Linked DNA regions of Homo sapiens: region 2 is linked to region 1. The links are chromatin contacts, found by Hi-C or POLR2A ChIA-PET in ENCODE. All regions are on one chromosome and are shown on one strand. Each heading gives the region's core, a stretch centred on a gene start or an enhancer-like site at or near the end of the contact. The rest is flanking DNA. Distances are from core to core; before and after follow the strand shown. Region 1 has its middle 69 kb from the start of WDR26. Region 2 holds the start of TMEM63A (transmembrane protein 63A).

Region 1 (3,993 bases), core at 1,065-3,564:
GGAGTATACTTCCAAAGTGGCAAACAAGATGAAGCCTTTAAGCCAATCATTTCAAGAGAAATAACCAAACTTTTAGTGCAATAGGTCACAGGGATCAATGTACTATTTTCGGTTAAAGCTTTGGCTTGTTCAAAGGACTTTGCACCTCCAGATTTTTTTGGTAATCAATTGGCAGTTTACCAATTTTATTGAACGCCAATGGTTCATATGCTGTTGGTATAAACAGTAAATAAAATTAAAGTTTAGAATCTGCTCTACAAAGACAGTGTTACTGAAAGGCACAAACAATCTAAATAAAATGAAACAAGATCTTAGAGTCAAACAGACCTGAGTCTGAATTCCAGCTCTGGCAGCTACGTAATCCTAGTCAAGTTACTCAATCTTTTTGAGCCCTAGTTTTCTTGTGGGTAAAATGGGGATAATTACACCTACCCTAGGGGTTTGATTTTCCTGTGAAAGTTAAAGGAGATAATATGTAAAAGTTTTCAGCATGATGCAAAAATAAGTGTTTACTAAAATATTAGTTCTCTCCCCTGTGAAAATAAAGAAAAGTAATATGTCATCATTGTGAAGTAACGTCACTCTGCAGATTTACAGACAACCTAACCAAAATGAAGGGGAAAGTGTATTCAAGGTACCTGAGTACCCACTACGTGTATACCACAATTCATGATATGGCAAAAAAGACTTTTTTTTTTTTTTTTCCTTTTTGAGACAAGGTCTTGCTTTGTCACCCCGGCTACAGTGCAGTGGCATGAACACAGCTCACTGAAGCCTTGACTTCCCGGGCTCAAACAATCCTCCCACCTCAGCCTCCTGGACTACAGGCGCGCACTACCATACCTGGCTAATTTTTGTATTTTTTGTAGAGACAGAGTTTGGCCATGTTGCCTAGGCTCATAATCCACTCTTTAAAAGCTTACACTTGACCTGTCTCTCACAAGAAAGGAAGGAAGGAAGGAAGGAAGGAAGGAAGGGAGGGAGGGAGGGAGGGAGGGAGGGAGGGAGGGAGGGAAAGGGAAAATAATAAAGAGCTTACACTCAAGTCAGGGAATAAAAACGTTCATATTAAACACTCAGTGGCATAAAAGCCATACTTGCCCTCCATTGAGCACTTACAATGTGTCAGGCATCATGCTGACCACCTCAGGAACAGGGTCTCATCTGATCCTCTAAACAGCCTGATGAGATAGCTATTGCAATGTCCCATTTCCCAGATAAGAAAACTGAGGCCTAGCAAGGTTAAATTACTTACCCCAAGGTCACAGAGTTAAGATGTGGGCTTTGAACTCAAGCAGTGTGAATCTATAAGCAGCGGCATGCAAAGACCAGTTACAACTAAGTCACAGGAGAACCCAGAAAAAGATTAAGGTGGGGTTGGACTAGTGACACATGACTCCTTGGAGGAATTCAGCTGGGCTCTAGAGGAAACATGGAAGGCAGGTGGGTACAGGAGGGGAGGAGAGGGGAGGGGAGGGGGTCATGGGAGCAGTCTCCTGCTGAAGCCTCCAGAAGACCGCAGGAGGAAAGGGGAACTTTCTTAGGGGGAGAGGAAATTGGAAGAGGAATCCCTTTACCAAATGTCGCTTGGAGCCCAGAATTTCAGCCAGTCTGCATAAGAATAATGTCCTACATTTTTAAAGAACACACCATAGTTTACAAAATGCTTGCACAAAACTGTCCCATTTGATGATGACAATGGGTAACATTTACTGAGAAATTTATAATAAACCAGGCACTACACTAGCTCATTCCAGCCTTAACAGGGTGCTAGGAAGTAGGTTGTAGTCTTGTCCCTCCCAGGTGAGAAAACAGAGACCAAGGTCAGCTAACATGTGGCAACAGTAGGGTTTCAGGTTTGAACCTAGGTCTAACTCGGGAAGGCATCATCCATACAGTCCTCAAAACAGCCTGTTTAAGTAAGTAGGGCAAGTACTGTATCCATTTTTCAGATGAAGAAACTGAGACTTAAAGGGAGCAAGGAAATGAATAATTTAACTCCACTAATAACTAAACCAGGTTTTATCACCCAGTCCTCAAGTCCCCTCCACCCCACCTCCAAGTTTGCCTTCCCAGGCCTGAGGGCGTCTCTGTCCCGGCACCCCTCCCTCCTGGAGCGGCCAGAGGCCTCAGAGCCTGTGGTTGCTGTGGCCTACAGCACAGCGTGCCCGAGCCTGCAGGGCTGGGCCTGTTATTCCACAGTAGTTGGCACTCCCACGGCAATCCCTGCCAGAGGGCTGGGTCGGGTTTCCTGTCTATCTCCCTTGCCACAGCTGTGTTTTCAATAGGGAAGTCGCCTGCTGCCTCTCCTGGGGGAGGACCACACTCCACCTCCCCTTGCTAAACACCAGGCAGCCCTGTGCGGTTGCCAGGGTTGTGTGAGGATAAGATTAGGAGGGGACCCGCCCCTGTGCAGGCCTGAGCAGCTGGACAACCGCCCATGAGACACGGGCTTCCCCGAGGCCCAGGCTGTCACCTCGGCTCTGGGAGGCCCGGTGGGGTTGCAGACAGCAGCGACAGCCCTCCTCCTGCAGGGGAGCCACCTGGCTGTTTCAGAGTGAGAGTCCAGGCTGCCTGTGGGGTCAAAACAGGAGGAAGAAGGAAATAAGAGGGGGGAGGGTGACAGAGACAAGAGGAACAAAGACAGAAGCAAGGGAGGAAAAGACAGAGAGGAATTAGGGCCAAAAGACCGACAAGGGAAGGAGATGTGGAACACTCTGCGGTCCTGGCTTTCAGCAAGTGCAGCACCCGTGCCTCAGGCTCTCCCTAGCTGATAGGAATTTTAATTACACACAATTAAATTGTATATGACATTTAGTACATTGTGTTCTAAATAGTGTATTGGATTTGAATACAAACTAAAGGCCATCTTCTTTCTCATCCTCCTCCCAAAAAGGTGGTGACTTCATCCGTGCAGAAGTCTCCCAGGTTTCCTCCGCCCCTGCCCCCACCTCCCTCCCTCCCTCCCTCCCCGGGAGAGCTGTTTGCCTTCCTTCTGCCCTTCTGGGGTTGGCACCCAGCTGTTTCTTCCCTCCTCCTCCTCCCTCACCCTCCAAAGCTCCGATCCCATCACCTTAGCCTGTGTTCTACCCCCTGTCAACTCACAGGCTTTCAACATCTCACCCTTCCCTCCACCTTTTATGTCTCTGGGCTCTGTTCCCCACCATTCATATGGTGTTTAAATCCACGGCTTCCTTTCAGTGGTTAGAGAAGGGATAAAAGCTTCCCTTTATGTTTGCCAGTGTTTAAATTGCTTCTGAAAACACCCAGCGGTGAAAACTATGAAAAGGGGACAGTCTTTTCAGCTGATTGTTTATGTAGAACTCGGCAGGGAATGTAAGCAGGGGGGTTGCTCAGTAATTACTGGACTCCATTCCCCTGGCACGGGCCCCGCCCTCCCTAACTCTAGAGGTGGAATGGCAATCCACCTCCCCACGCTGCAGGTTACACTGGTGCAAGAGTGCCTAGACCAGGAGGAAGGCTGTTCGTTCTGCTCATGCAAGCCAGGAGGCTCTGGAAACAGGCAAAGTGGGTTTAGCGATAAAGAAATAGGCCAGCCTCCAAATAAAAGGCTTTCGGCTCTTGCTCCATGGCTGTGCCTTTCAGGAGAGCTGGGCTTTCGGCTCCAAAGGCTGCCCTTCTCCTCTTTCCTCCATGCTGTCCACATGGAGTCTCTATCACGAGATACTTCTGCTGACCAGCTACGTTCACAGAGATCATTTCTGGCTGCAATCTCACTCACACCACTTATTTTATCCCAGTAGATGTTTGTTTCGGCCCCTAATTTCCATTCCCTTGGGCCAGTAAAGTGACTTGATTCCCTCTGTTTCTGAGGACCCCAAGAAAACCAGGGCTTCACTCTCCGGGAGCCGTATCTGCAGCACTCCTGGGTTCTGCCCACAAGTGGTATCCTCAGGGAAGACCCCTCTGGGCAAACCATTCTGAACAAGGCCCAGAGGATCCTCTGCTCACCTGCCCTCCCCACATTCTTCA
Region 2 (3,993 bases), core at 1,013-3,512, 1.4 Mb before region 1:
AGCTGGGCGCGGTGGCTCACGTCTATAATCCTGAGGATCACCTGAGGTTGGGAGTTTGAGACCAGCCTGACCAACATAGAGAAACCCCGTCTCTACTAAAAGTACAAAATTAGCCGGGTGTGGTGGCACATGCCTATAATCCCAGCTACTTGGGAGGCTGAGGCAGGAGAATCGCTTGAAGCCAGGAGGTGGAGGTTGCAGTGAGCTGAGATCACACCACTGTACTACAGCCTGGGCGACAGAGTGAGACTGTGTCTCAATAAGTAAATAATTAATTAAAAATTAAAAAATAAAATAGTGATTTTACAAGCACTTCACACAACTGACATAACAAAGGCTGTGGCTATCTCAACTCACATATCGATCCATCAAGGCCTTCTCTTGATTTTGAAATAACCTTAACCTACTCAAGAACAAATTTAGAAATCCTTTCTCTCTCTGAAATCTTTGTCAGTGGCTCCAGCATTCTAATTACCAAGACCGGAACCTTGCACTTGCCTGGACCCATGGCACAGACCAGACAGGTGGGGGCACCATTCATTGAGGAAGGAAGGAGGACAGGCAGGTGCGGGAGTGGGGAGTGGAAGAAAGATTGGACAGGGACAGTCTAAGGAGCCAACGGGGAGTCCAGGGGCCACACCCAGGACTCTGCAGACCGTCAGATGTGGAGGTAAGAGAGCAGGGAGGGGGGATGGCCAGGCGCAGCTATGGAGGGACAAGGGCAGAGATGATACTGGCGGGGGGCATAGAGGAAAAACCCTGGAAAATAACTAGTGGCTAGAGCTTTGGGGAGAGAAGGGGAAAGACAGATGGGACAGAAAAGAACTGAGAGAGGCAGGAAGAGACCCTCCCCACCCCACTCCTGGACAGCCACAGACTGGCGCTAGAATCAGGGACAGGGAGGTAAGGAGGAATTTTTTTTTTTTTTTTTTTTTTTTTGAGACAGAGTTTCGCTCTTGTTGCCCAGGCTGGAGTTCAATGGTGAAATCTCAGCTCACCGCAACCTCCGCCTCCCAGGTTCAAGCGATTCTCCTGCCTCAGACTCCCTAGTAGCTGGGATTACAGGCATGTGCCACCACACCCGGCTAATTTTGTATTTTTAGTAGAGACGGGGTTTCTCCATGCGGGTCAGGCTGGTCTCGAACTCCAGACCTAAGGTGATCCGCCCACCTCGGCCTCCCAAAGTGCTGGTATTACAGGCATGAGCCACCGCGCCCGGCCATAAGGAGGATATTTTTATGCCGTTACAGAAAAAGATGAAAGCTCAGAAATGGAAGGGAGGTCGGAGAACCTGCAAAGGCATGCATGTGGGGTGAGGACTGCTCAGAGCTCAGAGAGGGGTGCTGGAAGGGACCTGAGAGGAAGCTTTGGTCCAACCACTCATTTCACAGATAGGGAAACAGGGGCCTGCGGACGGGTTGGTTTGCTCCTTGATTCCCAGGGCGCGCGGTCCTCCCCGAACCCAGCCTCGCTTCCCGCGCAGCGCCCAGCAGTCCCTGGCGCGGCGGGCCGGCCCTGCCCTCGCGAGCTTGCGGTCCGGTTGTGGAGGCCACCGGCTCCCTGGAAACATTTGGCTCCCGGCCGGGAGGCATGCCGCGCTCTCGGACCTGGGCTGGAGTAGGTGCCCTTGGCGGCCCTGGCTCGAGCAGTAATGGACTAGCCCCAGGGGGCGTTGGAAATGCTGCGACCCGCCCCCACATTTTTGCCCGAACGGAGACCCTCCGGGCTTTCACGGTCCGGCCTTCTACAGCGGCGGGGGAGCCGTGGCCTCTTGCAGGGCGCTCCGCGCGGTTCCCGACTACCCGGAGCCGAGGTGCGGGCTGAATCCTGCTGAGCTCCCCATGCTACCACCCCCGCAACCCCACTCTCCCGGGGCGGGTCTAAGAGCTCTTCGGGGAAATTCAAAGCACTACAGGGACCAACGTTTGCAGATGCTCTCCCTGCGCCGCGACCACCCTGTGCTTGGCCCAGTTCTCCCGGAGGCGTCCAGAGACTGGGCTCGTGCCGGGGGACGGAAGAGGGTGCGCCCCGGCGGATCCCTTCTTGGAGCCTGGACGTGAGCTGGCCGGTCCGGGGCTTGCAGACCTCCGGGAGGAGCTGCGGGGCTGAGCGGCGACCAGGAGGCCAGGCCGGGGCAGAGGACCGCCGAGGGCCACCGCGGGAGGCGCAGTCAGCTGCGTACAGGCTTGCGCCGCCGCGGGCCAAGACTCCAAATTGGGAAAGGGGTGGCCGCAGCTCTGCGCATGTGCAGGAGGCGCCGGAGTTTCACTTTGTAACTTTTAAGTGGTCGGAACACGCCCCGCGCTGCTGGGTCCCGCCAGACACGCCGCCGCCGCAGGTACAGGGGACAGGGGGCGTGAGGAGGGGCAATGCACCCTCCGCCTTTCCCGGGACGTGCGCGCCAGGTGTCCGGTTCCGGAACGGCTCCCAGCCTACGCAGACCCCAGAGCCCCCGACCCCAAGCAGGGGGTGACGACGCGGGATTGGGTGGGAGGAGAGGGTCCGGGCAGCGCCTCCATTCCAGCCCTGCGCTCCTTGGGAATTCCTGGCGGCTTTTCAGGACTTTCCTCTCCGGCTTTTCGCTTTCAGGGCTGGTATCTCCTTCTTCCCCACCCCTCTCTTTGGGATTTGTCGGCGGAGTCCGACCTCCCACCTAACTAGGAGTGCAGCTATGGGCTCCTCGGACCCTATACGAGGCCGGGCTGGGAAAGGGCCAAGCGTCCGACTCTCCTGACGCCAGGAAGGCAGAGGCCACCCCTCGGGCTGTTCCTGGGTGACCACTTCCTGCAGCCTTGGCGGAGTCCTGAGGAGGGAGGCTGGGGACTCGGGGACTGGGGGGAAGGGCGGGGGCGGAAAGGGTGAGGCGAGCTCTGCTAAGAAACCAAATCCGCAAAGGTTCCAGCACCTGATAAGACTAGCTACCTGAGGCCCTGGAGGGGCCTTGGTCATTCAGCCCCAGGCAGGTGGTGTCCTCTTCAAGGGCAGGGGTGGACAGCGTGGCGGACCCACTGACCCTCCCTTGACACCTCTCAGGTCATCCTCAAGTCTGCTGTGCCTTCAAGGGGGATATGAACGGAAGCCGAGGCTCCTTTTCCCTTCACACGCCCCTCTCCTTTGTTTAGTGTGGGGGCAAAGGTCTCTCCTAGCTGTTCGTTGGGCTCTAACAGAGAAGACGTCAGGTGGGATCCTGCCCTTGTGTTTCCCATTAGCTGGAGGGGCGACTTAAAATAAAGGCAGACAGCTTCTAATTGCTTGCTAGGGCCGGGTCCTGGGCTAAGTGCTTTACAGGTGTTGTTTGGGATCTGTGCCTCCCAACAGCTCCGTGAGAGAAAGTCATCACTCGCATTTCCTGGCGAAGGAAGCCAAGGCACAGAGTGGTTAGGCTGCTTGTCTGAACTGCGTGGTGCTGAGACCCTAACTCCAGAGCCTGCTCACATAATCCCTGAGCCACACTGCCTCTGGTTTCAGCCAGGGGCTGTGTCATTTCCTTTGTGCTCCAGGGTAGGAGGTAAACAGTTGTCCAGGTTACTGGGTCCTGTTTGGTGTTGCCATAAGGAGAAGTTTGTACTTTACTTTGCAACCTTATTCTGCATCTGAAAGACCAGAGTTAGCTCCTGAGGCAGAAGGCCTGGAGCTGCTTGTAGTTTCGCTATTGTCATCACAGGATTGAAAGATTTGGTGATGATAAAATTACCCTGAATTTGTACGGGCCTTCTTGCAAGAACGAACAATATCCATATACTTCCTGCAACATTCTGCTGGTATTTCTAGAGCTTGTCAAGTTGACCACCAGGCCAGTCCTTGCTGCCAATGGAGACTGGCAGTGGATTAGCATAGGTAGTTTACTTTGGCAAATTTAGACCAGCTGTTGGATTTAGCCCTCTCCCACTGGCCACAATCAGACGCTTGCCTGCACATGGGTTGAACTTTGGGTTGGGAGCGTGAAGTCACCTGCTGCCCACTCTGGCTCTTGGGCCTCAGCAGTAATTCTTG

What was found. A loop is a pair of places that touch in the nucleus more often than their neighbours do. ChIA-PET counts read pairs that join two places held with the same protein, here RNA polymerase II (POLR2A). Pooled maps may share reads with other maps.
Region 2: a pooled map shows a loop between it and region 1 (2.5-fold over the local background). The contact joins the promoter of TMEM63A here to the enhancer-like site in region 1. A Hi-C loop is called at or near these places in 2 of 50 pooled maps. POLR2A ChIA-PET finds 5 or more read pairs at or near these places in 2 of 52 experiments (HCT116 and HEK293).

What each region holds. Positions count from the first base shown.
Region 1 is chr1:224,502,017-224,506,009 of GRCh38, reverse strand. It overlaps a transcript of CNIH3 not described here. Among named protein-coding and RNA genes, the nearest start is that of WDR26, 69 kb to the right of the region's middle. Within about 2 kb of position 2,314, at least 35 of the 41 ENCODE cell types and tissues checked have a DNase peak (open chromatin) inside an H3K27ac peak, as active enhancers do.
Region 2 is chr1:225,880,649-225,884,641 of GRCh38, reverse strand. It overlaps TMEM63A (transmembrane protein 63A), which reads left to right and starts at 2,262. Exons shown (of 25, transcript NM_014698.3): 1 at 2,262-2,338. RefSeq lists enhancers at 1,344-1,393, 1,454-1,503, 3,706-3,993 and silencers at 2,014-2,173, 2,734-2,853.